3 separate regions of the Homo sapiens genome follow, and regions 2 and 3 are each linked to region 1. Evidence: chromatin loops called from intact Hi-C (ENCODE). Cell type or tissue: PC-9. All regions are shown on one strand.

What was found. Hi-C counts contacts between places; a loop is a spot of excess contacts. Peaks named below come from ENCODE experiments on the same cell type or tissue, not always from the same donor. Only the 100,000 strongest peaks of a DNase experiment are listed, where the experiment ranks them.
Region 2: a loop joins it to region 1, with 7 times the contacts of the local background. A loop is called at or near these places in 33 of 110 quality-filtered maps.
Region 3: it touches region 1 in a loop (15-fold over the local background); 5 of 110 quality-filtered maps call a loop at or near these places.

Annotation. Positions count from the first base shown.
Region 1 is chr2:44,389,481-44,397,480 of GRCh38, reverse strand. CAMKMT (calmodulin-lysine N-methyltransferase) reads right to left here. Exons shown (of 11, transcript NM_024766.5): 3 at 7,176-7,240. It overlaps LOC124905998 (a long non-coding RNA gene), which reads right to left and starts at 7,169. Exons shown (of 3, transcript XR_007086301.1): 1 at 3,953-7,169. In PC-9, CTCF peaks have their summits at 4,728, 4,939 (motif pointing left), 7,205 and 7,406 (motif pointing right); no DNase peak of the experiment used is centred here.
Region 2 is chr2:44,474,884-44,482,883 of GRCh38, reverse strand. All of the region lies in intron 3 of CAMKMT (calmodulin-lysine N-methyltransferase), which reads right to left. LOC124907758 (a long non-coding RNA gene) reads right to left here and starts at 7,093. Exons shown (of 2, transcript XR_007086302.1): 1 at 1-7,093. In PC-9, CTCF peaks have their summits at 3,085 and 3,287 (motif pointing left); a DNase peak (open chromatin) is centred at 3,283.
Region 3 is chr2:44,970,093-44,978,092 of GRCh38, reverse strand. No RefSeq gene overlaps it. Among named protein-coding and RNA genes, the nearest start is that of SIX3-AS1, 32 kb to the right of the region's middle. RefSeq lists enhancers at 1,390-2,165, 2,166-2,941, 4,894-5,761. In PC-9, CTCF peaks have their summits at 3,631 and 3,832 (motif pointing right); a DNase peak (open chromatin) is centred at 3,852.

The DNA.
Region 1 (8,000 bases):
ACACAGACTAAGAATCAAAGACTACATGTACATTACGATGCTAAAGAGGGACTAAGAATCCACTGCCATGCTGCATACCATCAGTGCTCCACTGGCTTTCAGGTCCCCTATACTCTCAGGGCTGCTGATCATTACCCATGCGTTCTAACCACATAATGCATTGATGACCTTAAATATTTATTTTGTAACACAACTTATAAATTTTCTATTCCCAAAGCTCAATATTCTGCCACTGACTGACTTTAACCTCTTTGTACTTTCCCAACCTAAGAAAGGGTTAAAATGATTTGATCTCTGATTCCTTATCTCATAAGTGTAATGGGGGACTAATACATTAACATCTAACATGCTGTGAGCTCCTTCAAGAAAAGTATTATTTTAAAACAAAATATTGTGTACTTTTTCTTTTTTTTTTTTTTTTTGAGATGGAGTCTCACTCTGTCGCCTGGGCTGAAGGGCAGTGGTGCAATCTCGGCTCACTGCAACCTTCGCCTCCTGGGTTCAAGCGATTCTACTGCCTCAGCCTCCTGAGTAGCTGAGACTACAGCCTCACGCCACTACGCCCAGCTAATTTTTGTATTTTTAGTAGAGACAGGGTTTCACCATGTTGGCCAGGATGGTCTCGATCTCCTGACCTTGTGATCCGCCCACCTTGGCTTCCCAAAGTGCTGGGATTACAGGTGTGAGCCACAGTTCCCATCCTGGTTCCTTTCTTTCTTTCTTTCTTTTTTTTTTTTTTAGAAAGGTAATCATTAGTTGAAAGATATGGATATTTAAAATTATGAAAGATATAATCAGACTGCCTCTGGAAAAGTAGAATTAATTTACCTACCCCCCTCCACCAACAGTGTATGAGAATACCCAGTTCCCTACAATTTACTGATTACTGCTTAACTTCTTTCATCTTTGCCAACCTGATAAGCAAAAATTATCTCACTTTTAAAAATCATTCCTTCAATTCCTAATAAAATAACCATTTGATGTACATACAGAACATTGCTATTTCTCTTGTGAAATACCTCTTCTTAAATTTTTGGCTACGTTTTTCTCTATCTTACAGGTTTTCAGATTGTCTTTTTATTATGGATTTGTAAGAGCTCTTTATAAAGAAAATACATCTTCATCTGAATATATGTCATAAATAATAATTGCCAGTGTGTAATTTGTATTTCAATTTTTTTGATGCGCTTTTTGAATAAAGGGTCTTTAAATCTTAAATTAGTCAATCTATTAACCTTTAAATTCATGGTGTTTGACTCGCACTTAGAAGGACCTTCTTGATTTCAATATATTAAAATTATTCATCTGAAATATCTAAGAGTGTTATGTTTTTAATTAAATACTTAACCCATATTAAATTTATTTTGGCATATAGTATATAGGAGGGAGTCAGCTTTATTAGTTTCCTAAATTCCTAGGCAATGGTCCCAATACTATTTATTAAAGAATCCATCCTTTCCTCTCTTACTAAAATTGTATCTTCATCATATGTTAAGTCACATATATTTAGGTCTTTGTGAACACTTTATTCTAAAAATATTGATTTATATGTGTATTTCTGCAATAATGCCACACTATTTTAATTGTGTAGCTTTACATTGTTTTCACATAACAAAATAATGTATGATATTAAAACAGAATGGCACATACCAAAAATATCTTCTATCTTGTATTATTTTGAATAACAAAGGTACTGAAAAAATTCAAGAATGAGGCAGATGATATTACTAACCATAAAAAATACAAATACTATTTACAGTTTACTTGGTACTTTCACATTATCTAATATTATGTTCACCTCACTATAAAGTACTTATTGTTTCCTATTCAATTTTACATAAGGAGTTAAGACTTGTACAAAGACTCGTCTACAATTACACAGCTAATAACCCGCAGAGCTAAAACCTGAACTTCATATCCCATGTACCTTCCATAACCACTCTAAATTAAAAACAGAGCAATGACCCATAAAAGCCCAACTTTTTCATTTTTTAATCAAACCACTGTACTGTGTATATGTATATATCTGTATATAAATATAGATATACAATGCATACATGTATATATAATGCATATGTATACACATACACTACATAGATGCATTATATATCTGCATATGTACATGTATACACATATACTACATATATGTATATATGCATATGTATACACACATGCTACATATATGCATTATATAACTACATATACATATACACATACATATGCATTACATATATAGACATCTTTATTTGAATAAGAATAGCATTTTAAAATCCAAGCTGACATTCTTGAAGCTTTGATAATTTCACCAACATTCCAAACCCTAACTTTATAACATAACAACAATGAAACAGAAAAACTAAAAATTTAGACCATATTTCCAAAGAAACTATTACCTTTGGTTTCCTAAATACAAGTAAAAAGTGAAAACATATAATTTTTTTTCCTCTAGAAAAACCAGGAAGATAAATATTTGATTGTCTTTTTTTTACAGGAAAAGTCTTGCTATATTGCCCAGGCTTGCCTCAAATTCTTGGGCTCAAGCAATCATCCAGCCTTAGCCTTCTGAGTAGCTGGGACTACAGGAACATACCTCCACACCTGACTTTTATTTTAATGAGTCTTGCTTTCAATAATAACTGATTACCACCCCAAAAGAGATCAGTTTTAGATACATCACAAACAGACAAACAGATTCTGCTATCAGACCACTAGGAAGCAAAGTCTATAGCTGTGTGCATTAAAAATCCTGGTCAGGTCAGGCACAGTGGCTCTTGCCTATAATCCCAGCACTTTGGGAGGCTGTGGCGGGTAAATCACCTGAGGTCAGCAGTTCGAGACCAGCCTGGCCAACATGGTGAAACTCCGTCTCTACTAAAAAGACAAAAATTAGCTGGACATAGTAGCAGGCGCCTGTAATCCCAGCTACTCGGGAGGCTGAGGCAGGAGAATCACTTGAACCTGGGAGGCAGAGGTTGCAGTGAGCCAAGATTGCACCATTGCACTCTAGCCTGGGGGACAAGAGTGAAACTCCATTAAAAAAAAAAAAAATCCTGGTCAGTCTTAGAATTCACTAGGGAAAACAAAAATCACCACTGTCACATGTACAAGTATATATGGCAGAGGGTCTACAAATTCCTCCAGGAGATAATGTGACACCAACTACCACAGGGTCCTGTCATGGAGCTCAACCAAGAAAAAAAATTTTTTTCAAAGAATAGTAGAGAAGTTTTACCAATACATCCCCCAGACTTAAGCTGCAACATTTGCCAGGAATCCTGCTTCACAATGATATTACTGAAATGATTTAACTGCTGACCTCCTATCCTTTAAAGGATTATATACATTATATTGTACATAGTTTATAATAAATTATACGAAGTACTAACACTTCTGTTCATACTACTCAACAAAGGATGATGTGCTTAAAATGTTCCAATGAATCTACTACAGACCCAAGCATAAGATGAGATGTTATAAACAACAAATAGTTAAATTAGATACTATGGTATCCAAATTTGGATCAAGTAAGCACTGAGAATTACATTTTTAAAAATTCCTTTCAGTAGTGGAACGAAATAACTTTGGAGAAAAGGAAAATGATTTTGGAAGAGACAGCATGGTGCAGCTTCTTTGACCAGAGGTCAGAGGACAAGCTAGAAAGGAGTCCCTGCCCACAGAAAAAGCAGAAGCAAGAAATCTGCTACAATGCTTATAGAGCACTCCCTTGTTACCCAAGGTATCTGAGCGACATATCAAAGGAGACACAGAAGCAGCCAGTACCTCATCTGAGGTGAAAGATGTCATCCTATACTCTTCCCTAGGTAGCTTGTCAGCATGTCTTTCTGGGCACAATGAATCAATAGTAGACACAACCTCCTGACCAAGAAGCTTTGATATCTCAAAAGAAAGTAGGTTCTCAAGTAGTAGAAACCAAATAATGAAATATACATACCTATTCCTAGTTAAAGGTAAGCACTTTCAAAATGGTTTGTTTTCCACCATAGTAAATATAAATATATAAAAAGAAGGTTGGGTCGTATATCACACAGCAATAAATCAATACGCAGACGTGATTCATTCTGTACGAGATTCCTCTTAATTTCTTCCCACAACATTCGAAGAAATTCAAGCAATGAAAAGTTACCTCAAAAATATAAAACACTTTGCAGTTCATACATTTAAAACCACAAAACTTCTATACAAAAAAGTAAATACAAAAAAATTATCTTTTCTAATAGTAAATAAGTTATCTAGAGGTTTATTTTCCAAAATTAAAGAGATTTTTCCACGTCTTTTCACTTAGAGCATAAACCAATTCAGAAGGTAAGACTGATCCTTTCATCTCTGAAAATTTGCAATGAATATAATCATCCCCTGATATTCAAAATGAACTTACAATTGAAATTAATGGTTCTACTAAACCATGACCATACCTTTTTTTACTGTATCTACACATATCAGGTTTTTGTGACTAGAAAATGTTTTAGTTAAGCTGTTTTTTCTATTACTAGGAAGCATTATTAACCTAGAAACAAATTCTTAAAATAAATAGATAATTCCATCTCTTGGTTCTCTCATCTATTAGAAACTTTTTTCCTCATTCTAATTGTCCTTTAACATACTACCATGGTGGTGATTTATGAACTGATACTCTTGTATGGAACTTTCACTCTCTATCAAAAGTACTTCTTTATTTAAAGCTAGAAGTAGAAAAATTAAACTGATATTTTTAAAAATTAAAAAATCGGCCAGGAAAAATCTATTTTTTTGTATTTTTGAATTACTGAATATATTAAATATATTATAAATGAATCAAATAGAAATGTTTAGACACATCTTTATATGTCTACATGGTAAAAGCTTAGGGTTATTATTTGAGCTATTTATCCTAATTATATTGGGCTATGACAAAGAATTATGATTGTGGCGCCCTCTGCTGGGTTTTCTAGTCACAAACTCAATATCACTATTGGCATAATAAAATCAAATTTTTGAGGCATCAAGTGAAAAATCACTTTTTCAGTCCATGGTTACTTTACGTCCAAGATTATATAAAAGTCATAATCAATATTTACTTTATTGGAACAGGACTTTACCAATTTATCATTAAATGAAACATCTATATAGATTTTTCTGTTAAAATAAAAAGTAAACATAAAAGGTACACAAAACAACATATTTTAAGAGGTCTTATTTTTGTCACCACTTCTATCACTCAGCAATATATCCAGGTTTTTAAGGCAACATTTATAATGAGGCATTTTAATAAACAGCTATTTTGCTAATTTTATCTAATTTTTCTGCCCTGTTAGTTCAATTAAAATAGTATAAGACAGAATAATCCTAATAATATTATCTTCTTTATTAGGAAAAAACCAAAAGAGGTTATATAGGTACTCATCGCCAGTAATAATTAATAACTTTTATTGCATATCAACTCTCAGCCATGCAGTATGTACGTACTTTCTTTATAACACAGCCAGCCCTAAGAGATGAAAACAGTTGAGGTTCATAGAGATGATACAAATTGCTCAAGATGAATTTCAGAGCCAGAAGTCAAATGCAGGTGAGTATCATTCCAAAGTCTTAAACCTTTCTACCAAACAAGAGACAACAGTGAAAAAACACCCTGAATATGCAATATTTCCGTTTGTTCATGCAACAACAACACGGGGTATGGAACAAGTTGATGGGAAAAAATGTTAGAGAAGGCTAAGACAGTCATTCATGCCTAAAATAATAATTGATGCCTTTAGGAAATTATTTTTATTTTACATAATGCTGTCAGCTAGTGGCCCTATTTCATACGGAGCCAACTGGGAACAATACTTGACTTTTACATTACTGAATCAAAAATTCCACATTTAACATTCTAGAATCATTTTCTGAAATTACATATGTTTAAGCCTGACTCAATGATATTTAACATTACCCCAGAACTAAAAGAGTATGTATCCTCAACCATCATTGGTATGCTTTGCCCAGTCCTTGCCTAGACCTAATAAAAATATGAGATACACCTAAGTGGGAGAGAATTCACTAAATGCCAACATGGAAAAACTAAAAGGCATTCGGGTTCAAGTTGGTGTTTGGAAAATTTAAAAAAAAAGAAAGAAACTAAAAGGCACATCAGTCACTATCCATAAAAAAGAAACCTACATTATTTTAGGTATTTAGGATAATTTAAGGACATTTATAGATTCCTTAGTGAACCACAAATATTTTTCTATAAAATCAAAAGCTTATCATAATGTGGACATAAGAACAAAAGTGTTGTCTGAGTATTACTGAACACAATTCTATGCAAATCTATTTATTTGATAAAACTGCATTGTTAAGCCAAAGACACTACCTAAATTCAGCCAAAAGTTAACAGTTCTGAAATTTTCTTTGAGAAAAAGAGTATGAGTACTATTTTTACATTTAAAATGCTCATATTTCATTGACAATTCACTATCTTAAGAGAAATGTCCTATACAAAAAACATAAAAAGTCCATAGCTCCTATGATGGTATGCTGTTTAACTCAGTGACATAAAGGTATTCTTGGCTGATGTCTTTCATCACATGAAATTAATTACAAGAATTATAAGAAATATTTAAGTGATTTTCTCAGTGGACAAATCTATCACCAATTAATCAGAAGCTTTGATGAAAAGGCAATATATTCTGTAATATTGTAATACTGCATCAAACAAAAACACTCTGGTATTAATGTATAGTAGCATCAAGAAAAATATGTTCTGGGTTTATTCTACAGTGAAAGTAAAGAAGCAGGGAATGGCAAAGAAAGCACCCGAAACAAAGCAAAGAAGGAAGAAACAGCCCCACTACTGAATTAACTGAGGTCAAAATGGAAACAAAAATAAAAGGGACAGTACTTCAGTGTCCAGTGTTCTTTCTGACCTACTCTCTCCATCTCCCTCTCTCTCTCCCTCCCCCACCTCCCCCCCACACACACACACCTGCGAAGTTTAGAAACTGCAGTATCCCATTTTGTCGGTGTACCTTATACAAGGCTTATTTTGCAGCTAAAGACAGTCAAACTTTCTATTATATATACATATATGCATACATTTAGTGAGTATAATAAATATTAGTGAGAAGAAAACATCAACTATAAATTCACTTTGTAAAACACTAAATATATTTCTATAGAGTGAATGTATAACTTACAAACATTTCCTGTATTGTCAAAGCTGGTAAGGACATCTTCAACATTCAAGGATCCACTATTATGCCTAGAAAGGAGTAAAGCGTTTGCTTTAATGATTCTGAAATGTTAACATTTTTAGTATTCAAAAAAGCTGAGACTGAGACTGTATATTATGGTATACCCAATAGCAATAAATTATTCCATGCTATATTTTAAGAATATTTTCTGCCCACTAGAGGGAGAAGGAAAGAAATAACAGTATGGTCCTCAGAATATTTAACATAATGACTTTTTAAATGATTAATCTACATCTTAAAGTACTAACAAATAATATTTACTTGTTGGGTTTTCATTATGTAAAGGGAAGTTCTTAACCTTTTTAAAGCCAAAAACCCACACAGTATACTTAGAGAATCAAGCTGAAAAATCATCACCTTCCAGAACCACACTCAACAATACATAAATTTACTCTATAACAGCACAAAAAATTCAGAACTTCAGTCACAAAGAAATAGCCAATCTTCAGGTCTGCTATTCCATCTACAGACAGTTATGAATGTCAGGGAGCAAAGTTTTTGTATCTTTTGCCCACTAATCTTAATTCTAATGCCTTTAATTCTAATCCCGCTTCAGTTAACAACTCTTTTAAATATTTGACTTGACACTGATATTTTATTAATACCTATGAAAAATACTATTTGTTATATACAAATAGACTCAATTGTGCAATAGGTCATAGAGTTTGAGTTTCTCAGGGGAAAAAAAAAATTAGTGCTAATCCATCTACAATCCTCTACATTCTCTCCCATATAATTTACAGCTGAAGTTCTTTAGAATGTTATAAA
Region 2 (8,000 bases), 85 kb before region 1:
TGCACATGAAGACAATGGATTCCATGAAGAGAGAGAATAATTTCACGCATATGCTGAAATATCTGGAGTGTTTATGATACTAATTTACCTTTCTAATCATCATTCTCCCCTCTACAAAAAGAAACATGTTCATTAATAATATCCAACATGGATTCTACAGAGTTTCAGGCCTGTGAAAAAAAGGGCCCTCCTAGGGTGAAGTATAAGGCCATTTCTAGGGTCCAGAAGTCTGAAGAAGGCCACTCAGAGAAAACGGTCCCAGCATTTTAAATTATTTACTCAAAATAGAACTATGTTTAATAATAATATTTTCGTTAAATGTTTATAAGTAAATATATTTACCTAAATGTACAGAAATTAGTGTTAACACTCTTATTTATGTAGTACCCAGGTAATCAGAAAGCTCAATCATTATCAAATTATTTTTCCCCATAAGCAAGACTCTAAAATAGCAATAGATGCTCACAATGATAATCATTCACACTAAAGATTCCAATAGACCTCCTGAAGAATTTTTGGAAGTAATTGTTTTGGGTGTATGTTTAAGATTAAGTTTATTATATTCTAATGCTTACAAAACTAGTCATATGTACAATACGTACACATGGACACTAGGTTAAACAGAAAAATTCAATTAGTGAAAAATTCCATTTACTACTTGTTACATAGAATCAGACATTTATTGTATCTGCTGCTTTCTCAAATTCAGGCATATCAGTCACTGTGCTCCCTCTCCTGAAAGTCTTTCCCTATCAGTCTATTATGCAATTCTCTAAGCCCTAAAATTCCCCTCAAAATGCATGAGTTAATTATATTCTATCCTTTCAAACATGTCAACAGTTTCTGTGAACATCTTTTAGGTAATATTTTACTAATATTAAAGTTTACTATTGTTAAATATGGGAAAGTTAAATACATATTCATTTTTAAATAGATCAACAGAATTTTTAATTACAAGGAATTGAAATTTCTAAAACCCGGGTTTAAATGAGTCTAAGCTGTTCAAACTTAACTATATATCTCATTTTTTCCCCATATGTATGATACCTAAAAATATATTTTAGCTTATTTTTTAAACCAGCATACATTCAATTTCTGAAAACAACTCCAAGCTTTGATAGTATCTGATTCATCAAAAGCTTTGTCATTCATCGAAATGATTTTACTTACAAAACATAAATATCAACTTTATCATTAGGGAATGTTTTGTTGAATAGCAATATGAATTCACTGAAGGACATATATCATTTTACTAAAATACTTTGTAAAAATTTACAAATTAGAACAAAGTGATCATCCTTACATGTTCATAAGTTACATAAGAAAATAATATAAACTGAAATTAATTTTAACATAAGCTTCTGAAAGAGAATTGCAAAAATAAAAATGGAATTTATCTTGTCATATCTTGGTGTTCAAAATATTTTTAAAGAAAGGATAGACAGAATGTTCACAGATGACCTGAAGAGCCTTGCCTTAAGTGATGATTTTTTCCTATTCAGCTAGCTATTATAAATATGCTAAAAACAACAGCAAGGACAAAAAAATGCACATAATTAAACTGTCATTATGCCATCAAAAATAGATTTTATATGAACATATAATATTACAAGTGTTCAAAAATAAGTTGATTTATACTTTGCTCCTAGTAGTTCCTTTAAAAACAAATAATTTTTTCAGTAGCTGACAATGCACAAAATAATTACTAAGAGCATGTGAGGTTCCCAGCAAACTTTTTTGCTTATATAATTCTGTTTCCTTTCACATCCACCAAATGGGAAATGGAATCATATGTGACACTAATAATTCTTCATGAAAAACATCATTCTGAACATACTATTGAATAAATGTATTCATATATACATACACACACACACACACATAATATGGATGATAGAAAGTATAGGCATGTATCTCCTATTTATATGATCCAAATGTTCTACAACCCTAAAACCTACATTTCCTTTATCTTCAATAAATATATATATGCATCTCTATGTATGATATGTATAATACATATAAATATGTATGTTTTAATTTGAAATAATGTATTCATTTCACAGCTTTAGATTAGTTCCAAAAATATGGTTCAAAAATATAGAGTTTACAAATGTACCTAATTGATACAAAGAGATCAGCTCCAAAAGAGTAACAGTTTAACCTATTCCCTTCAAAATACGTTAAGATACTCATACATTGCCATTAGTTTACTTTGTTATCTCAAATGATAAATAAAAAGAATCTAGTCTTTCCTGAATTTAAAACAAAGATAGAATTCTCAGATTTTCATATTAATTTGAGTAAACGATCATAATACAGTTTCTGGATAATTAATTTGAGCAATAAGACAAGGGTTGCTGAATTTCTGAATAGGCATTTCTAGAGATAGGCTTAACTCTATTTTGACTTGAACCAAAAAACTAGTTTTATTTAGCATTTTGCAACTCTCTGAACTAAACACAATAATTAGCAGGGAAAATTTTTTTAATGTTCACTTGACCGTTAAAACTGAATGAATTACAATTGTTATACCTAATATGGAGTTTATTCTGGATGTGTGGAGGGTGTGTGTATGTGTGTGCAAGTGACCCACTGAAGTAACAAGCACTCTGCTGCTTGGGAGTGGCAAAAGGTGAGTTGCTCTAAGAGTACAGTACTTACATCCTCAGTTCTGTGTCGCCTAACAGAAACTACAGTATGTTTCAAATCTTTTTTCTTAAAGAGAGTTATAAAATCACTCTTTGATAGGTGCTACAATTTGGTTCAAAGCCTCCTAAAAGTTGAATGGCAATGTTAAAACCATTAAGCACTCAGCTCCTGAACATGGAGAAAATTATGCTTGTATAGCAACTAGGACTTCCTTCTCAAGATTGCAGCAGCAGTCAACATTAACAATGGATGATTCTTGTAATTGGGGTGGAAGGCTAGGGTGGGAGAGGAAAAGAAAAAAAAGTTTACATCATATCTTTCCCTGAGATTACCTAAAAATTTATACTTCATAATTTAACACCATAAAATTACGGCTGTCAATACTTGTTTGGGGACACACTTTCAAATACAAAATGGAACTTAAAAGAAAGATAAGCTACTTAAATCTTAAAAGGGAAACTAAACATTAATGGTAATTTTCTCATGTATCACATTTCAAAGAAGAGCCCTTACAGTATAAAGATTCCATGAGTTCGTGACAGCTTTATTCTTAGACCCACAAATCGAGCCATTGTTATGCTCTGAAACTGTAGGAACTGCTGCCACCTATAGGATCTGAACAACAATGGCAGTGTTTTACTCAGCAGTACCCTCTACTGGGGACAGAAATGTGATGAATGTGTAGGCACTTTTCTTAACAGCAGGTGGCCTCACTTTTGCTACAGATTTACCTCAAAAATGTTGGTTTAAAAGCTTTTTCATGTTTTGTAAAATAAACTCCAACTTCCGCCTGAATCTAAAGTTGCTAGGTGATCTGAGATAGGAAAAAAACCCACAACCGTGAACTCTGAAAATTCACTTCCATAAACAGTTTCACAAAGTTGTTCCCCAGTTGCTAATCTAATGTCACTTAGTGCCATGCCATACCAACCAAGACACAAAAGAGAGGTACTCTACTGAGACTCCCTGCATAAGGGTGAAATTAAGGAAAGTTTTTATTGAGTATAAAATGTCTGTTACCATAATTAGTCCCATCTTTCTAGAATTTATTACACTCTGTAATATAAAGTAACTATAAAGATGCCAGTTTCTTGTGGCATTCTTAGGTAACTAATATTAAGCAAGGTTATACATTTTTAAAGATATTTACTGTTGAGGATTAGTAAACTCAAACATTTAAGAATAGCAATATGTACCAAGGATGTCAGCAAAATTTTCTTAGAAAAGAAAAGCAATTGCCGGGCGCGGTGGCTCACGCCTGTAATCCCAGCACCTTGGGAGGCCGAGGCGGGCGGATCACGAGGTCAGGAGATCGAGACCATCCTGGCTAACATGATGAAACCCCGTCTCTACTAAAAATACAAAAAATTAGCCGGCGTGGTGGCGGGCGCCTGTAGTCCCGGCTACTCGGGAGGCTGAGGCAGGAGAATGGGGTGAACCCAGAAGGTGGAGCTTGCAGTGAGCCGAGATCGTGCCACTGCACTCCAGCCTGGGCGACAGAGCGAGACGCCTCTCAAAAAAAAAAAAAAAAAGGAAGAAAAGAAAAGCAATTAACTTTTATATCTTTTTATTGCAACCAGAAAATGACACCTTCCCTTTGGTTTTATTCCATCCATACAAATTAATTAAAATAACTAATGCCTTTATTATTGTTAAAGATTTGAAAGCATTTTAAATGTTAACAAATAAAAGGTGTTATAACCAAGGGCAGAAGGATTTCAGCATATTCAGAAGCCAAGGTAAAGTAGGTCTATAAACTAAAGAAAATCTTGTAACAGAAAATCATTCAGTCAGAGTCAAGTAGCACTCATACTATGAAAATAAAAAATATTATCCACCATATTGCTGTAGACATGCCATCAACTGATGATATTGCAAAGGCTAAACTCTAAACCTATATCTGTAATCACAGCAAATGGTGGCAAGAAAAAAAATATATAGACTTAGAACAAAACAAAGAAACAAAATAATACCCAATTCAAAGCCATGAAAAAGCAAATAAAATTATTATTGAAATGCTGACTATTGCAGAAATATTGGGTGAATATTTCAAAATGTAGCCAGCTATCCAGATATTTATCATGTTTCTTTAGAAAAAAATTAGGATTTGTTTTTAAGTATATTCAGATCTTTGGTCACAAAATCACAGATTCCTAGAAAATATTTAATATACATTGCTTTTAATTTTACACATTAAATCTATGGTACATATAGGTATTTTTTAGGGCCACTGAAACAAATTGTCACTGCAGCCTTACATACGCTGTTTGCCACTGAAATCTTAGAAAGGAATGGACATGGAGGAAGTACCATCCGTCCCTTTGTGTGAAGTAGCTTTGTTAATTCCATGAGTTCTCACACTACTGCCTTTCACCTGTGACCAAGCTTAGCCTATACCTGTACCATTGTGAATATGCTAATAGTCCTGAATTTAGGCCTATCACCTTCCTTCTTTTCTTTAAATATCTTTACATGTCTGGCCTGGCACCATTTTCTTCAAATGACTATTCTTTAGTGCGAACAAAAGCTCTGATGGACTCTTCAATTCCTTTCATAGTTAAGAAATGGCAGCTAGGCAAAATGGAGGAATAGAAAAAGCTAAATGTGCTCAACCAAAAATGTACTATAACCTTATAATTCTAGATAACTGGGCTTTATCTTAAATCTATACTTTTGAGATTTATAATTTTTTCCAGCTACCTACACAACTTATTTTTAAATTGTTTATTGAGTTACTGTAGTTTATGTTTTTCAGCTTTAAACTGTTTTATCAATTTCCAAACCAGGGTGGGGAAATATGGTTTAAAAATAGTTTTAACTTATAATAGGGCTTAGCAAACTTATTTGATACAAAGTTGTATATAAATATCATTGTACTGAAACCAATACACCAGACTTATATAGATCCACTGGTTCTCAGGGTGGGTACACCTGTACACCCCAATCCTGGACTTCTCCAAAATTTCTGATAACATCATGGGTTTGCTCTACTATGAAGTGCATGTTATTAGATCAAATCTCCAAGCTCCTATTAACTCTATAATGAACTACGGCAAACTGAACTTTTGTTGTGTGTTTTCTAAAAGATAGTGATTAAATACATAGGTAGGCAGATATAATTGTATGTGGTAATACATGCCTACAATGTTTTTCAAATTTTGTTTAAATAATTTTTAAAATTTTCCTAAATTCTCTATATCCTCATAGTAATGATGTCTCTGAGACTATAACCCAGAACTACCATTGATATGACTGTATAAAAGCTTTCTTTCATTACTTCAGTAATAAGCCATTTGGATAATAATAATAGCTGGGATATAGCACCCACCATGTGTCATGTACTAGGTGCTTTTTATTCATAAGCATTGATCCTTAGACCAATCCTTTGAGTTATTATCCCCATTTTACAGATGAGGAAATTGAAAGACAAGTAAATTACATGGCTTGCCTAAGACCACGAGGTCTGTGGATTACAAATTAAGTGCTCTTTCTGTTAAGCAACTGTAGATATAATTTAATTCAATTCCAGAAAACAATATTGAGCTACATGGAACATATGATTCTAAGCATTTTTTTTTTCACAAAGTAATTTAGTTTATAAAATTAGGTAACTCAAAATCTCACAAACATATAAAGTTTTTTTTTACACAGTGTAAAAACACCTTTACACATTTTTAAGAACCCTAAAACCCTGAACATGACAAGATTTAATATTTCACTTATATTCTTGATATATGTTAATATCATCACACAATAAAATGAACACATTTCACAGCAAGAAAAGGACTCAGGAGCTAGAAAATTTAAATAGTTGATGCTACAAAGTCACTATGTATCCCATTTTAAGAATATGTTATACTATGCAAAACTGTAGAAGGACCACATATTGATAATGAGTGGGATCTTTTGAATTTGCAATAATCTTTACCTTTAAGAAATTAATAATCTCCTACTACTTTTTTTTTTCCAACCACATGCTTTCACCACTTTAGTAGTGTCTTCATTTTGAAAGCACTTGGAATAAACAGTTTAAAAACTGTAATTTTCTTTGTAGGTACAGTATTAAATTGCAGTATCAACTCAAGCACCGAAGAACTACAGTGCTACCCTGAGGACAAAAGGCATTTTAGATGTCGTAAATATATTATGAAGAAGTCTTTTCTTTAAATTGTCAGCAAGATAACCTCATTCTTTCCTTTTTAATAGTGATTTAGTGTTGTTTCACACAAAAATCAAATGCAATGGTATTTATGGTACCATACATTATATGATAAGAAACAAAAAGGTTTCAAAGGATATCCTAAAGCTTCAGTTTTAAGGGACATAAGTAGGTGAGCAGATGGTTCTCAGAGAATGCAGTCACAGACTTTCCCCTTCAGAATATTCCTAAACGATACATTTTGATTTGAAGGGTCCTGTTCGTAGGTCCATCATATGCTTCTAGTAAATCAACACTGAAATGAGATCATGCATAAGATTTCTTTTTTAAATAAAATTTCTCTTTAAAATAGTGAGGTATCCAACAGTCCTCTGCCTTTTGAAGGCCATCCTTGTAATATACACAATGTTGCCAGCTCTACTTGCCACACCAGTTATTCCTTTCAAAAATTTCTACTTATAGGCCAGGCGCGGTGGCTCATGCCTGTAATCCCAGCACTTTGGGAGCCAAGACGGGCGGATCACAAGGTGAAGAGATCAAGACCATCCTGGCCAACATGGTGAAACCCCATCTCTACTAAAACAACAAAAATTAGCTGGGTGTGGTGGCACGCACCTGTAATCCTAGCTACTCAGGAAGCTGAGACAGGAGAATCACTAGAACCCAGGAGGCGGAGGTTGCAATGAGCCAAGATGACGCCACTGCACTCCAGCCTGGGTGACAGAGCAAGACTCCATCTCAAAAAAAAAAAAAAAATTTCAACCTATATTCTTACTATTTAAAAACTTCAACTTTTCAAATAAGGTCCATTCTATATTCCTTTATTCAGAACAAGTCCAACCACTTACTAAAAGTTTCCATTTGTTTTTATTAAAGCCTAATTTATCTACTTTAAAATTTAAATCAGATATTAATAAAATTTATTAAATACTCAAGAGGATACAAAAGAAATAATGGAACATGGATATTAAACTAAGCCACATGCTATAGAAGGATTACATTTTGACTCTTTTCAACTGTATCATTTTGGTAAATATTAGAATCAAGTTTGTTCAAATAATAATACATTCTCGAGTTTCATCTATCACTATGTCTCAGGTCTTTTCTTGTCATTCTTGTGTCTGGCCAGTCTTTCACGATGAATGTCATAAATATTACTCAGTTCTACATACCAGGCACTGAATAAAGAAAA
Region 3 (8,000 bases), 580 kb before region 1:
CTCAGTATCTCCAGCTATGCAAAAGAGGGCCTGATTATGTCTTCCTTAAAGATTGCTACTGGCTGTTGCCTGAACAGAGGAGTGGGTGCCTAGTCAGAGAAGAGAGATGGTTTCTTCCAGCAAGCCTTCCCTAGAACAGTTCAAATCTTTCTGGCATATTTCTTTGCCAGAAAAAGTCTGGAACTTGTTTTGACTTTGTCCTTCCCCTCTCCTGTGTGTGTTGAGACAAGTCCCCCAAACCTATGGCTTTGAGTGCAACCCCCATACTTCTACATCTTCCCGCTTCTCAACCCACCCACCCTTTGTGGATGGTGCCAGGGAAGCACACTGATGCTTTGTTTAAGAAGTGGGAGGAACTGGCAGTGTCAACTCCTCAATGTCTTGCATTCAGATGTGTTAATCCTTTTATTTGCTCTGTGTCCTTAGGCAAGTCGCCTAACCTTTCTGGGCTTAGGATCAACATATCCTGGTGGAGGGAGGAAATGGTTGCTTCATTTTCCTGAGTGTCTAGAAGGAGCGAGAGCAGATTCAGTTTAATCACCGCAAAGAGGGGTCATTAAAGTTTAGAGAGAATGATAGCGATGTCACTAGACCCAAGGTTCACAATGCTTCCCTGCACCCTCTTTCCTATCCAGCCATCCTTGATACCTGCCTCATAAAAGAAACAGAAGACGTAACCCTTAGGCATTCTGTACAGGGAAGATAGGCTTAAAAACAAAAATGACAGCATATGTGACAAGCACTACTCTGGCCTTATGGAAAAGCACTCCAGGTGCAGGTGAGTGAGTGACCAACTCCTCCTGGAGTGGGGTAGCTGGGCCCAGATGTGATTTGCACACTGGCTGAGCACAGCGGGCTGAGGGAAGGGAAGGATACGGAAGGGACGCCATGCATTAAGGGATAGTGTGCCATTCACCAAACTGGGGCATTCAGGAGGAGAAGCAGGTTTCCCACAAAGGATGAGGAAAAAAATAGTCAGTGTGAATGTAGACATGCTAGGTCATAGAAATGGGAGGCTACAGCTGGAAGACCACAGCCCAAGAGCGTCTGAACCCAATGAACCCAATGCATTCTTTTTTTTTTTTTTTTGAGACGGAGTCTCACTCTGTCACCCAGGCTGGAGTTCAGCAGCGCTATCTCAGCTCACTGCAACCTCCACCTCCTGGGTTCAAGCAATTCTCCTGCCTCAGCCTCCCATGTGGCTGGGACTACAGGTATGTGCCACCACACCTGGCTAATTAGTTTTGTATTTTTAGCAGAGATGGAGTTTTGCCATGTTGGCCAGGCTGGTCTCAAACTCCTGACCTCAGGAGATCTGCCTGCCTCAGCCTCCCAAAGTGCTAGGATTACAGGCGTGAGCCACCGCACCCAGCTTCCAATGCATTCTTGAGGGAAGTATGTGCCCAAAGGACAAGCAAGAATAATAACCATAATCTTTGTCATAATGATGATGATAACTACAATAGTAACCTGCATTGACTGAGCACTTACTAAGTGCCAGGCAGTTGCTTCGTGTCTTGATTTGTTGTTTAATCTTCATAACAAACCCATAAGGTGGATATTGTTGCCTTCATTTTACAGATAGGAAAACTGAAGTACCAAGGGAATGTGTAACAAAGCTCATTATCACATACCACTATGTGCCCAAACCCTGACATGGTGCCCTCGTGGGCCAGGTGGGACAGACTCCGTTTACTCCCGGCTAATGACCACAGCACCACGAGCCACCATGGGCCAAACAGTCACTATGCCTGTCCCCTCCCAAATTGGTTGTGAGCTTCAGTAGCTCCAGTGGTGAGAAACAGGTCATCTAGTAAGAAACAATCAAGGTCCACAGCTGAGCAGGCCCAGGCTGCAGGCCCACGCCCGCCTCACCTGGCCAAGGGTGTGTGAGCCGCCAACAAGCAGGGAGGCTGAGGAGGCAGCCGAGGGAGCAGGAGGCGGCCTCTCCCCCACCAGAACTGGCCCGGCTCCTCCCACCCCAATTCCGCTTATTTAGACCCCTCTTTCTACTTGATTAGGGAATTCCATGTCTAGGCCAGGATCCTGACCCACTACTGAAGGGGACTGGAGAAGGGGTAGAGAGGCGGGAACAGAGAGGAGCCTCAACATCCTCCCGCCCCCGGCTTCTGCTCTTTCTCCTGTTAACTCACCGGGTTGAATACACAAGTCCGGGAGCCTGACATCACCGCTACTTCCACCTCCAGGGAGGAGTCTTGCTGCGCATGTGTGTGCGTGTGTGTGCGTAGGGGTTGGGGAGGTCCCCACCACAACTTACCTCTGTTTTTCCCTGAGCTCTGGCCCCAGATCAGTTCACAGATATGCTGGACACACGGCTGAAAGTTAGGCAGCAACCAGGACAGCTGGATCCAGAATCCCGGAGGGGCCAGGCTGAGGAGCTTTCTGCCTCCAGGGCCTGAGAGGCGGGGCTTAGCCAGGGCTGGGGGCTGCATAGTTCCACACCAGCCAGGGTCTTGCCCACAGCCCAGCAGCTCCTCTCTGAAGCACTGGAATCCCGCTCACCCCCTCCCAGCTCAGGAAGTCCCTTAGGTAACTCTAAATATAAAGACCATCTTCTCCCTCTGCTTTTACCTCCCAGTTTGAGCAAATAGGAAGCTGCTGCTGCTGCTGCTGCTGCTGCTGCTATTAGAAAAGTGATTTTGTAGCGACTCTTGTTTACACAAAACTTTTGTCAAGAGTCCTAGAATCTTAACTTCTTTCAGCCTCAGTTTCCTCACCTGTAAAGTGGGACTAATCGCTTAAATGGGATAATACATGCAAAAAGTTATCTTAGTCCCCTCAGGCTGCTATAACAAAATGCCAACCTTACGAACAACAGAAATTTATTTCTCAGGGACCTGAAACTGGCAAGTCCAAGATCAAGGCACTGGCAGATTCGACGTCTTGTGAAGGATCCCTTTCTGGTTCATCACATGGTGGAAAGGGCAGGAGATCTCTCTGGGGTCTCTTTTATAAAAGCACTAATCCCATTTATGAGGGTTCTGTCCTTGTGACCTAATCACCTCCCAGAGGCCCCACTTCTTAGTACAATCACACTGGTGATTAGGTTTCAACAGATGAAATTGGGAAGGTCAGCCGGGCACCGAGGCTCAAGCCTGTAATCCCAGCACTTTGGGAGGCCAAGGTGGGTGGATCACCTGACGTCAGGAGTTCAAGTACAGGCTGGCCAACATGGTGAAACCCTATCTCTACTAAAAATACAAAAAAATAGCTAGGTGTGGTGGCACGCACCTGTAGTCCCAGCTACTCAGGAGGCTGAGGCAGGAGAATCGTTTGAACTGGGAGGCAGAGGTTACAGTGAGCCAAGATCGCACCACTGCACTCCAGCCTGGGTGACAGAGCAAGTCTCCGTCTCAAAAAAAAAAAAAAAAAAAAAAAGAAAGAAAGAAAGAAAGAGAAAGAAAAAGAAAAAGAAACTTGGGAGGTCACAAACATTGAGACCATAGCAAAAGCCTAGCACAGAACATAACTCCACAACTGCCGGCACTCAGCAGAGTCTGGTGTTTCTCCCTTCCTCCTCCACACCCTTCTCAGCACTGGGACTAGGAGAGGAGAAGGACCAAGCCACCTCCGGCAAAACAGGCCCCTGTGGCTGTGGCTGGACTGAGATTCTGTGGTCAGGTCTAGGCAAGGGACACCTTAGACCAAAATGGGGTTCTAGAACGAAGAGTTTCCAAAGCTCAGGATGTTACACGAAAACAGAATGCCTCAGAGTGACTGAATGCTGGTCTTTAATTCAAGGGGTACCTCACTACTTCTAGGAATGGGATGGGATTCATCCTGAGGAAGCCCCAGGGGTAGATAAGGGACCCATAGAGGGCGCTATAGGAACAGACTTTGAGTCAGGAAGAAAGAACTCTTCAGAGGTGAGTCCAGAGATGGCTGGGCTGGTTTGGAAGTGACGAGTTCTCAGTCACTGGAGGTGATCAGGCAGAGGCTGGGTGAGCTCAAGAGGATTTGGGACTGGAAGAGGTACTAGAGTAAATGACTTTCACCTTCCCTAATCTGGGGCTTCTGAGTCTATCAAAATAGGTAACTGCCAAGAGGTATGATTTGAGGACCCTTCACCCCAAATCTCTCTTTTGTCCATTACCGGTGCCTGACATTCCCCGGTTATAGATGCATTGCTTTGGGTTAAGACACTGTCTCTTGCAAAATACCAGGCTTCCTGGTTGGTGTCACCCTGGTTCATCAGAGACCTGATCTTGGACTTTCCAGCTACCAGAACGGTGAGTGAGCCAAATATACTACTTTTCTTTATCACCCAGGCTCAAGTATTCTGATATGGCAGCAGAAAATGGACTAAGATAGATGTCAAATTTTTTGTAATATATATTTCACAATAAAAAATTACACCCTCCAGCGCTGGGGATTCAGAGAGGATCAGTGAGGGAGGCTACAGATTCTGTTTCCACAGATACAGCCCGCTGGCCCTTTGCCATGGATACCTGTGCACTGCCCACCCCCTTCCTCCATGCCTGCAGTGGTGGCTGGGCCCCGGGACCTACATGCATGGGGGAAGGGTGCTAGTAGGGCTTAAGGGAAGGAGCTCCAAGGCTTGCTGAGTGAGAGGCTCAAATATCCAGTAGCTCCACTTAGGACTGAACACAGGGGCATGGAGATATAGAAAGCTAGTTGGAGTGATGGCTGAGTGAAGCAGTGGAGTTGCCAGGAGCCTGAGGGCACACCGGGGGCAACCGGAAGGGGAGGAGTAGGAAGCTCACTAGGGGCAACAATCCTGAAAGTATCCTCCCATTAGAAAGGGGCTTCATTGTCCAAACGAGCATCCTGTGGTCAGCGGCAGCTGCAGAGTTCTCGTGGAGAAGGAGCTTAGAGCAAGCACTCTTTGGGTACGTAAACAATAGGACATTTCGTGCCCCCACTGCTCCTGGAAAAAGCAGCAGGCTTTGCTCCGTGATGCAAGGAGGAAACAGCAGGGAGACTGCTTCTGAGTCGGTAGAAGGAAGAACTTTCTAGCACAGATGCAGATGGACTGGGCTTCCTTGAAAGGTGATCAGTTTCCCATCCCAAAGGTGTTCCAAGATAAGCTGTCCTCTGCAGATTCAGAGCTCCCTGTATGGGAGAGTGGGAGGAGATCCCCTGAAGAGGAGGTATTGTGTAAAGGAGTGGCCGCTGCTTTTCAAAGATGCCACTAATCCTCACAGGAGACTATCTGGCCCAGGGCACTAGATAATCCCAAATTGTCATTCTGGAGTTTCCTTTCATCCTGAAGCCTGGCGTGAGGGGCCAGGCAGCAGAGCCCACTCCCTGACACTTCCTGGAGAGAGTGTCAGGTGGGGGCACAGACTGGCTTTCTGTTCCTTTGCCTGAAATGCTAGGGTGGAGAGAAGACTGGCAGGAGGATGGGAACAGAGAGACATGGCATGTCACCCTCACCCTCTCAAAGGGCTACTTCAGAACCTAAGAGCTGGTGGCCCTGGACTGGGCTGGGCTGGAGTGGGAGGACTCTGGGCTCCCAGTATGTGGCAGGTATGAGGTCAGCCCACCCCACAGGCAGGATGTGTCCTGGGCCAGATGACGTGGGCAGTTTTTGCAGCCTCTATCCTTGGGGCTGAAGAATGGACTCTCATGAGAGAGCTGCATTTTTTTTTTTTTTTTTGAGACGGAGTCTAGCTCGGTCCCCAGACCAGGCTGGAGTGCAGTGCAGTGGCACCATCTTGGCTCACTGCAACCTCTGCCTTCCAGGTTCAAGTGATTCTCCTGCCTCAGGCTCCCAAGTAGCTGGGACTACAGGTGTGTACCACCACACCCAGATAATTTTTGTATTTTTAGTAGAGACGGGGTTTCACCATGTTGGCCAGGATGGTCTTGATCTCTTTTTTTTTTTTTTTTTTTTTTTGACACGGAGTCTGGCTCTGTCAACCCAGGCTGGAGTGCAGTGGTGCTATCTCAGCTTACTGCAAGCTCCGCCTCCTGGGTTCATGCCATTCTCCTGCCTCAGCCTCCCAAGTAGCTGGGACTACGAGCAGCTGGGACCACAGGCGCCTGCCAACACACCCGGCTAATTTTTTTTTTTTTTTTGTATTTTTAGTAGAGACGGGGTTTCACTGTGTTAGCCAGGATGGTCTCGATCTCCTGACCTCGTGATCCACCCGCCTTGGCCTCCCAAAGTGCTGGGATTACAGGCATGAGCCACTGTGCCCAGCCGGTCTTGATCTCTTGACTTCGTGATCCGCCCACCTCAGCCTCCCAAAGTGCTGGGATTACAGATGTGAGCCACCACGCCCGGCCGAGAGCTGCATTTCTAAGAGGTTCTAGAGAGGACAGCACTCAGCCCCACAGGCTTGAGTGATCCCCCATGGTGGGATTGAAGGTGGGATTGGCAGGTTAGATGAGGGCATCTTTGGGGACAGAGGAGTTTTCTGGCACTTTTTCACCCCATCTCGCTCCCTGTCCCACCTGGGGACTCATTTAGCCTACAGAACAATCACTGGTACTGCCAGTCAGCACTTCCCCAGGCAGGAAGGTCTGGGTATACTTGAAGGTCCCAGATCGGCTGCACATGAGAATCACCTCCAACGCATGTTAAAAACACAGACCCTTAACTGTGAAGCTCCCTTGCTTCAAGGAGCATCTCAGTAAAAGCACAGAATCCTATAGCAAGTGAATACATCTAGGAACAAGAGCTGAGATGGGAGAGTGCCATCCCTGCTGGAGATCTTGCCTGGGAGGGTTAAGGATCGGGTGGCAGTGAGAGGGTCGTGCATTCCGGGCTTCATGGGCGTCCCACATTGAGCACTTACGGGCATGTGCAAGCTGCCGAGGACACACGGACGGATGGCAGAGCTACACGTGCAGCCTCATGAGACAGCCAGCAAACCGTCTGATGATCTCTCCAGTTGTCTGGGCTCCAAAAATGGCCCATGAGTCACCACTGCAAGGCCCCCAGAGCCTGGCAGACAACCACACTCAAGCCAAGCTCCAGAGATGGCCTTGGGGAGAATCTGACTTTCTGGGGGCCCTTCCCCAGGCTCTGCTGGAACCTTCGCCACACCTTGCTTCAGCCGCTCCTCAGTGTCTATGGCTGGGTCACCGCCCAAGCTGATGCGTGTTTAGAAAACCCAACAGGGGGTGTTTTCTCCTGGTGACAGGCAGAGACAAGGGGGAGCTCAAGTGAGCTGTCACCTCAGAGGATGCGCAGACCTGCCTCCAGTCACACATCACCTGATCCCCAGGTCAAAGGCAGAGGTCAAAAGGGGTCCAGGGAATCATCTGACAGCTCAAGCCGGGGGACAATACCGAGCACCAGCAGAACAGTGTCCTGCCTGCAGATTCCCCACCGTGGGGAATGCAGGGGGCCGGAAGGAGCAGAAAGGCCCTGTCTCTAAACCTGGGACCTTTTCCTCAGGGCAGAATTGCTTTAATCTGCGAGTAGCTAAGCAAAGATGCCCCTCCATCAGACTCTGGTTGACTGTAGATTCTTAGCCATGATAATCTGATTAGCAAAGAGCTCGTTTCTCTGCCAGGCCTTCCACCTTCCTCCGCTCACGCAGTGCTCACGTAACACTACTCGTACAGTAATTCAAATAACAATGATGGCTGGGCACAGTGGCTCACACCTGTAATCCCAGCACTTTGGGAGGCCAAAGTGGGAGGATTGAGACCAGCCTGGGCAGCAAAAAAAAATTTAAAAATTTAATTTTTTTGTACAACTACAAAAAAATTAAAAAATTAGCTGGTTGTATTGGCACATGCCTGTGGTCTCAGCTACTTGGGAGGCTGAAACAGGAGGATTGCTTGAGCCCAGGAGGTAAAGACTGCAGTGAATCATGATTGTACCACTGCACTCCAGCTTGGGTGACAGAGCAAGACACTGTCTCAAAAAAAAAAAAAAAAAAATAGCTATCACTTGCTGAGTTGTTCATATGTCCAAGCCCTGTTCAGACCTGCACTTGCATTCCTGTATGTTCATCATGGCAGCCCTCTGCCTTCCTGTGCTGCGTTGACTTCCTGGACAA